2 separate regions of the Homo sapiens genome follow, and region 2 is linked to region 1. The links are chromatin loops, found by intact Hi-C in ENCODE. Cell type or tissue: IMR-90. All regions are shown on one strand. Links, peaks and the distances in the headings refer to the core of each region. The heading gives the core; the rest is flanking DNA. Region 1 holds the start of CENPB (centromere protein B). Region 2 overlaps ATRN (attractin).

Region 1 (4,387 bases), core at 301-4,300:
GGTGAGGTGGCTCACGGCTGCAATCCTAGTACTTTGGGAGGCCAAGGTAGGCAGATCACTTGAGGTCAGGAGTTTGAGACTAGCCTGGCCAACATGGTGAAACCCTGTCTGTACTAAAAATACAAAACTAAGCCAGGTATGGTGGTGTACACCTGTGATCCCAGCTACTCAGGAGGCTGAAGCAGGAGAATTGCTTGAACCAGGGAGGAGGAGGTTGCAGTGAGCTGAGATCACGCCACTGCACTCCCAGCCTGGGCAACACAGTGAGACTCCGTCTCAAAAAAAAAAATTAAAAATTAGCCAGGCATGGTGCCTCATGCCTGTAGTCCTAGCTACTGAGGAGACTGAGGCTGCAATGAACTATGATCGTGCAACTGTACTCCGTCCTGGGTGACAGAGCTAGACCCTGTCTCAAATAAACAAAAGGAGAATGGAAAGCTTGCTGAGGGGCCTGAAGGACAGCTCTGGGCAGGCTGGACCAAAAGAAGAGAAGGTGAGTTATGGATTTCCCAAACAGTCCTAAAAGCAGAAAGCTGGGACTTACAGAAAGAGGTGGGGAAGCCCGGGGCCTCAGATGGATTGCTGGGGGAAATGGTCACTTGAGAGGGGATGGAAATGGGCCCCGTGCACTGCTACAGGCAAAGGGTAGACGAGGTATCTGGAAATGGCTATGACATCAGCATATGATGGGCGTGGCTTTTCTGTCCTAGAAGTAATTGTGCCAATGCCCTTTGTATGGCACTAAGGAGGGGCCACAGGAAAGGAAAGGAAAGGAAGAGAAAGGAAGGAAGGAAAGAAAGAAGGAAAGGAAGGAAAAGAGAGAAAGAGAAAGAAAGAAGGGAAGGAAGGAAGGAAAGAAAGAAGGAAAGGAAGGAAAAGAGAGAAAGAGAAAGAAAGAAGGGAAGGAAGGAAGGAAAGAAACAAGGAAAAGGATGAAAGAGAGGAAAGAAAGAAAAGATGCATGGCAAGGAGTTCTCATCCAGGTAATCTTAGATTCATTTTTGCCCAGTGACCACACACTCCTCTTGGGCCAAGCAGTGCTCTGGAAAAGTCTCCCACGTGTTCTTTTGGACCTTGAGATTAAAAGAATATCTTTTATATCTCAGGGATAGGGAAGTCCTCTCTAAGTAAGACACAAAACCCCGAAGCAATAAGGAAAAAATTGACAGGTTGAAGATTAAAAACTTCTCATATCCAAAAGATTCCCTAAACTAACTTAGACAAGTGGCAGACAGGGAGAAAACATTTGCAACATACTTAACAAGATCTTTTCTTCAGAGCATGTAAAGAGCTCCTAAAAGTCAAGAAAAAGACAAACACATGGTCAAAGGATATGACTAGAAAATTCACAGGATTCAAATGGCCAAGAAACATACGAAAACAGAAATTTGCACTAAAACAGCAGTGAGTTACACTTTCTTCCTTTGGCTTCCAGAATGCCACAGTAGCCTGGTTTTTCTCCTGCTTCAGGGGCTCCTCCACTTCAAGAGTCTCTATTTGGTTCTTTCTTTCTTTCTTTCTTTTTTTTTGAGATGGAGTCTCACTCTTTTGCCCAGGCTGGAGTGCAGTGGCATGATCTTGGCTCCCTGCAACCTCTGCCTCCCAGGCTCAAGCGATTCTCCTGCCTCAGCCTCCCGAATAGCTGGGACTACAGGTGAGTGCCACCACACTTGGCTAATTTTTTGTATTTTTAGTAGAGACGGAGTTTCACTATATTGGCCAGGCTGGTCTTGAACTCCTGATCTCAAGTGGTCCCGCCTGCTTCGGCCTCCTAAAGTGCTGGGATTACAGACGTGAGCCACTGCACCTGGCCTCTTTCTTGAGCCCTTAACCTTGGAGGACCCAGGGCACTGTCCTTGGTCCTCTTTTCTTCTTTGTCTACACTCACCCACAGCTTCATCCAGCCCCAGGTCCTCAGCCTGTCCCCCTGGGTCACAGCCTTCCCCTCTGCCAATGCTGGAGTTCCCCTTAGTGCTGCCCTAAGAGATTTTTAAAAACACAGCTATACATTCATTGTTTTAAGAGCTTGGCATTTTAATGTTTTGCTGCAGGAGAGGGAGGCTTCAGGGATTCACACTTATGTATATACATGATGTTATTTCTGTAAGTGCAAACACATACATTTATGGCTATATGCATGGAAAAGCCCAGAAAGTGACACACCAAGATGTTATGAGTGTTTATCTATGGGTTGTGGGATTACTAGAACTTTAAAAATGTCATTAGCACCATCAAATAGATTTACAACTGTAATGCTGATTTTAAAAATAACTTAAGTGTGTAACAATAGGTTACATACGCTAGTGTTCATTCATAGCTGGAATGCTACACAATCATTAAAAAGCGTGTTGGCAATGATACTTACCGATATGGCAAAATTCTCACTACTTGATGCCAGGTAAAACAGCAGGAGATGCCAGATATACAGTCTATACAGTCTGATGCCAGTTTTATATAATAAATTTTTAAAAAGAAAACGACATGCATCTAGAGAAAAGACTGGAAGGAAATGTATCAAAATGTTACCTGTGCATCTCTCCAGGTGACGTGAAAAGCGTTTTTCAACTTCTTGAATTTTTCAGGTTCCGCAAAAAAAAAAGTGCGTTATTTTTACCTTAATTAAAAAAAAAAAAAACAAACAAAAACCCTGGTTCTTATTCTTTTTGAGCAGCAAGTCGCTGTCCGCCGGGCGCAGTAGCGATGCACCGCGTCCCCGCCCGCGTCGCTGCCGGGTCGCCGGAGGCCGCAGCACGGGCAGGTCCAGCAGGCCGCAGCGCCCCCCCGCGGTATGTCCCGGCGGCGGGAAGGGGGTGGGCGCGGAGGGCGGGGAGGAGGCGCCGGGCGTCCCCGCGCTTCCCGCGAGATCCCGCTCCGCCCGCTCCGCCCCGCTCGCCGCGCTCCCAGCTCCCCGCGCCGCGGCACTTCCTGCCTTCCGCGCCCGCGCCGCCCGCCCTCGTCTGCGCCCGTCGCCTGCCGCCCGCCGCCCGGCGACGCGCCCGCCGGCGTCCCCGGAGGTGCCCCCGGCCCGGCCGGGTCGTCGCCCCGCCGCCGCGCCCGCGAGCCGCTTTGTCTCGGGCGGGGCGCGCGGGAGAGGCCGCCAGGTGCCCCCCGCCACGGGCCCGGGCCCCCCGCCCCGGGGCGGCGGCGGCGGCGCCGGGCCCCGGGGCGGGGGGCGCGCCGGGATGGGCCCCAAGAGGCGACAGCTGACGTTCCGGGAGAAGTCACGGATCATCCAGGAGGTGGAGGAGAATCCGGACCTGCGCAAGGGCGAGATCGCGCGGCGCTTCAACATCCCGCCGTCCACGCTGAGCACGATCCTGAAGAACAAGCGCGCCATCCTGGCGTCGGAGCGCAAGTACGGGGTGGCCTCCACCTGCCGCAAGACCAACAAGCTGTCTCCCTACGACAAGCTCGAGGGCTTGCTCATCGCCTGGTTCCAGCAGATCCGCGCCGCCGGCCTGCCGGTCAAGGGCATCATCCTCAAGGAGAAGGCGCTGCGCATAGCCGAGGAGCTGGGCATGGACGACTTCACCGCCTCCAACGGCTGGCTGGACCGCTTCCGCCGGCGCCACGGCGTGGTGTCCTGCAGCGGCGTGGCCCGCGCCCGCGCGCGAAACGCTGCCCCCCGCACCCCGGCGGCGCCTGCCAGTCCGGCCGCGGTGCCCTCGGAGGGCAGTGGCGGGAGCACTACTGGTTGGCGCGCTCGGGAGGAGCAGCCGCCGTCGGTGGCCGAGGGCTACGCCTCGCAGGACGTGTTCAGCGCCACCGAGACCAGTCTATGGTACGACTTCCTGCCCGACCAGGCCGCGGGGCTGTGCGGAGGCGACGGACGGCCGCGTCAAGCCACCCAGCGCCTGAGCGTCCTGCTATGCGCCAATGCCGACGGCAGCGAGAAGCTGCCCCCGCTGGTGGCCGGCAAGTCGGCCAAGCCCCGCGCAGGCCAAGCCGGCCTGCCCTGCGACTACACCGCCAACTCCAAGGGTGGTGTCACCACCCAGGCCCTGGCCAAGTACTTGAAGGCCTTGGACACCCGAATGGCTGCAGAGTCTCGCCGGGTCCTGCTGTTGGCCGGCCGCTTGGCTGCCCAGTCCTTGGACACCTCGGGCCTGCGGCATGTGCAGCTGGCCTTCTTCCCTCCCGGCACCGTGCATCCGCTGGAGAGGGGAGTGGTCCAGCAGGTGAAGGGCCACTACCGCCAGGCCATGCTGCTCAAGGCCATGGCCGCGCTAGAGGGCCAGGATCCCTCAGGCCTGCAGCTGGGTCTCACGGAGGCCCTGCACTTTGTGGCTGCCGCCTGGCAGGCAGTGGAGCCTTCGGACATAGCCGCCTGCTTTCGTGAGGCTGGCTTTGGGGGTGGCCCTAATGCCACCATCACCACTTCCCTCAA
Region 2 (4,387 bases), core at 301-4,300, 220 kb after region 1:
GATTCTCCTGCCTCAGCATCCCTCGTTCAAGCGATTCTCCTGCCTCAGCCTCCCAACTAGGGGGGATTACAGGCACGCACTACCAAGCCCAGCTAATTTTTGTACTTTTAGTAGAGATGGGTCTTTACCATGTTGGCCAGGATGGTCTTGATCTCCTGACCTCGTATTCCACCCGCCTCGGCCTCCCAAAGTGCCAGAATTACAGGCGTGAGCCACCGTGCCCGGCCCTTTATTTTCATTTTAAACACAAAAGAAAAGGAGCAATCACTTCTCCAATTACCTGTTGTGTAAGACTGCTGAATGGCCAAATCTGTTGACATCATGGTGGAGATCAGGTCTGGGAAGCACTGACCAGCGGTCACAGGCTAGGAGAAAGAAAAATATATTTTTAAACGGACTACCATTTCTAATCAACAGGACCTGACATTTTCTTTGGGAAAAATACTACAACAAAGAGAACCTCATAAAACATGCCTCTCAATTTTCTCAGTTACAACATCATTTCTGGGTTAAAATGAAGCAGCAGCAGAGCAACAGGGCATGGAAGAAAGGCGGGATCATACCACAATTCTAACTAGCAAACGCACCCGAAATCCATGACATCTGGATCACTCACCCAACTGCCTATCAGTTTGATGCACTAGAATTGAGACAGAGTCTCGCTCTGTCACCCAGGCTGGAGTGCAGTGGTGTGATCTCAGCTCACTGCAAGCTCCTCCTCCCAGGTTCACGCCATTCTCCTGCCTCATCCTCCCAAGTAGCTGGGCCTATAGGCGCCTGCCACCATGCCTGGCTAATTTTTTTTATTTTTAGTAGAGATGGGGTTTCACCGTGTTAGCCAGGATAGTCTCAATCTCCTGACCTCGTGATCTGCCCACCTGGGCCTCCCAAAGTGCTGGGATTACAGGCATGAACCACCACGCCCAGCCAAGAATGTTTTTTAAAGCAAGCAAATTTTACATTCTACAAAGCTTATGTCAGCAAAACATGGGTTTCATAATTATTTTCCACTCTTTTCTATATTGATTTGCTCAAATTTAGTAGCTAAAATGGAAAAATAAAGGTGGAAAATGAAATTTCAAGAAATTTAAATGTCACCTAATTTTTACAAAGTCCTTTCCTAGATCCCATAGATTGATTAATTTTCCCTTGTTGTGACCCATACTAGCAACTTCTCTTCTGGATCTAATACCAACTGGTGCTGCTATACCATGCCAACCTCACACTCAGTGTCTCACTCTTTGAGCCCTTAAATATGTGCCGGTCTTTTCCACCTCTGTGTCTCTGCAAACTGGGTTTCCTCTGCCTGGAGAGTGCTGCCTAACTTCACCTACCTGACACCTAGTGTCCCCAAGGACCCAGAGAGGATGGCCCCTCCTTAAGAAAGTGTTCCCTGTTTATCACTCTACCCTCCATGACTTAAAGGGTACTCAGAGGTGCTCTCATACATTCTTTTCAGCCAGAAACACCCTGAAGTGCAATTCTATTGTCTGCTCATTTCTCTACCTCTTCTACTTTGAGGCTAAGGGCTTTAAGTTATTCATCTGATCTCCTCAATGTACAAACTGAGTGGCTGGCACACAAATGTCTGTTAAAAACGAATGTCTGACTTGGAATAGTCAAAATCACAGAGACAGACTGTAGAATAGTGGTTGCCAGGCATTGTGGGGAGGAAGAAATGGGACATTATTGTTTAATGGGTATACAGCTTCAGTCTTACAAGATGAAGACAGTTCTGAAGATGGATGGCGGTGATGGATTTATAACATTATGAATGTGTTTAGTATCACTAAACTAGACATTTAAATATAGTTAGGATGGTAAATTTTATGTGTATTTTACCACAATCAAAAAAATAATAATTTGTTTAAAATGAACATCTGACAATTTTTATGAAAGAGATCATCCGGTATGCATTTGCTTTGCATGAACAAATACTGCCCTCTTCTGGTCTGGTATATTGCCACACCAAGACCATGTGAGAAACCAGTTTTCTAGGGAATGAGATAAAGCTAATACGTGAACCAATTTTAACACAATGCTGGTGGTTGCAACTATGTAACACTACCAGGTAGGCATAACATGACAAAGGAGAGACTAGACACCTCAACTCAGCCTTAAAAATTAGCATTCAAGCAATTAACAGGAGTGATTTCAAAAAGAATTTAATGTAGAAATAATTTTTACCAGATGTGTAACATTAGTCAAATGAATATAAAAAATACCATTTGGACCTCTTTCAAATGGCCTGATCATTTTGAACTGGCAATATTTTCAGTCTCCTTTTAAATGCTGCTTATAGTATAGGCAAAAAGATGCCTGAAGAGAAAATGGTTTTGGGAAACTTACCAATGTCATAGGCCATGAAATCTGAAGAGAAGCATTTGGCGCCATGGCTCATAGATGTGTCATTGTGTGTGTTTCCTCCAAACACCAGCATGGTTCCACTCACTATCACAGCTGTGTGCAAGTAACGGAAAAATCGGCTGTCCTTAAGAATGGTCCTTTTGAGTTTATTTAGAAATAATAAATACAAGGTTAGTTTTTAAAGAATATTTATGTATCTGCTAATGCAAGCACAACCACTTTATTAACCTCAGACCCAAATGTACAAATCCTTCCAGAGTTTTCCCTACATAAAAGTAAGTTTTTCAACAATAAATACAGATAATTTTAAAGACCTGTAAGAGTTTTGGCAAAATATATTAAGAACCTTAAACTCTTCATACCCCGTAGCTATATAATTCCAGTTTCTGGGCAGAAATCATGTGAAATATTGACAGAAGCTTAATGCATAATGGTTTCTTAATGACATAAAAACTAGAAAGAAACCAAAACTTTCACCTGCATAGTCTCAGCATACCCACAAAATGGAGTATTGCACAGCTACTAAAAATGATTATTTTTATGACAGAATATAAAACAGTACCCATAGCAAGGTATCAAACATGTGAGGAAAAAGAGGAGAAACCATCGCTTTATAATTACATTATTTCGTAACTCAAATTTGCTTTACATTTGTTAAAAAACTCTAAGTATTTTCTAACCAACCTGCTACAGAATTACAGAATAACGTAACAAAATAAATACTAGCTACTTTATTACCCTCTGTTTATTTCCCAATTTCTCTATATATAATGCCGAACAGAATTATCTGCCAGGCATGAAAACAAAAAGATAGCACAATATTTTCTCCACAATTGCCTCTACAGAATTTACACCTTAAAGTGAAAGCTCAAGAAAAAGTACCCACCACATCTGGGTATCCACATCATATCGGTAGAGATCATCTGCAAGCCGGTACTTATTGGCACTGAAAGCCTTGTAGCCACCATGAACGTATAGGGCCCTGGTCCTATGGTCGTAAACACTGCTATGGCCGTAACCCCCTTGCACAAGGGCACCCTGGGTGTGTAATATACTCCATGTGTTCTTATCTGGAAAGGAAAGACAGTTAAAGGCAAGCATGGCAGGCTCCTCCTCTCTACTACTGAAAATGTCCAAAGAGCTTAGGGCATGAGAATGGATTTCAGGAGACCTGATACATATACTTTTTTATCTTTATATTTTAAAGAAAGCCACCTAAAACTTATAACAAAGCCATGTGGCCCAATTCCAGTCTGTTCTATGTTCTGATGTTCTAATATGCCATGTAGGAAAAGAATTAACTAAATTTAAAACACTCAGGGCCAGGCGAAGTGGCTTACATGTGTAATCCCAGCACTTTGGGAGGCTAAGGTGGGAGGATCACTTGAGGCCTGCTATGTTGGCCAGCCTGGGCAACATAGCAAGATCCCATCTCTACTAAAATTAAAAAATTAGCCAGGAGTGGTGGCACGCACCTGTAGTCCCAGCTACTAGGGAGGCTAAGGTGGGAGGATCACTTGAGGACAGGGCATCAAGGCTGCAGTGAGCTATGATTGTGCCACTGCACTCCAGCCTGTGTGAGAGAACAAGAGCCTGTCTCAATAAATAAAATGTTCACTCAAATGAACATTTAATTCCCTACAACCTTTGGTGACCAATATACAGATATATTTTATAGGCCTACTTTCACAAAATGTTAATTATACCTGGTATTCCTACTGCACAACAACAGATACAATGAAATTTAACCAAGGGAAATATTTCATATTAAGGGTAAATCATACTCCACTAAACCAATCTCTAAAGGGCTGGGCAAATATTTTTTTTCTTCAATATTTATTGTTTTGAACCATTTTTATTTATTTATTTTAAATACCCAAAGCACTTTGCGTCATCTTTGGCTCCTTACCAAATTGACAGTAACAAATACATACTACATAGGAGCATCGATAATCTGCATTTCACTGGTAATACATCAATGTTAACTATGTTGCTTTTGTTTGTTTGTTTGTTTGTTTGT

The links. A loop is a pair of places that touch in the nucleus more often than their neighbours do. Peaks named below come from ENCODE experiments on the same cell type or tissue, not always from the same donor. Only the 100,000 strongest peaks of a DNase experiment are listed, where the experiment ranks them.
Region 2: a loop joins it to region 1, with 5 times the contacts of the local background. A loop is called at or near these places in 1 of 110 quality-filtered maps.

The regions. Positions count from the first base shown.
Region 1 is chr20:3,785,279-3,789,665 of GRCh38, reverse strand. It overlaps CENPB (centromere protein B), which reads left to right and starts at 2,926. Exons shown (of 1, transcript NM_001810.6): 1 at 2,926-4,387. The coding sequence starts at 3,183. It also overlaps a transcript of CDC25B not described here. RefSeq lists a silencer at 2,625-2,974 and enhancers at 2,810-3,519, 3,415-3,554, 3,520-4,230. In IMR-90, for the core only: a CTCF peak has its summit at 2,735 (motif pointing left); DNase peaks (open chromatin) are centred at 2,805 and 3,325; H3K4me3 peaks cover 1,712 bases; H3K27ac peaks cover 1,075 bases.
Region 2 is chr20:3,561,326-3,565,712 of GRCh38, reverse strand. ATRN (attractin) reads right to left here. Exons shown (of 29, transcript NM_139321.3): 9 at 3,254-3,437; 10 at 2,350-2,504; 11 at 281-365. Among named protein-coding and RNA genes, the nearest start is that of ATRN, 93 kb to the right of the region's middle. In IMR-90, for the core only: a CTCF peak has its summit at 1,945 (motif pointing left); DNase peaks (open chromatin) are centred at 1,942 and 2,402.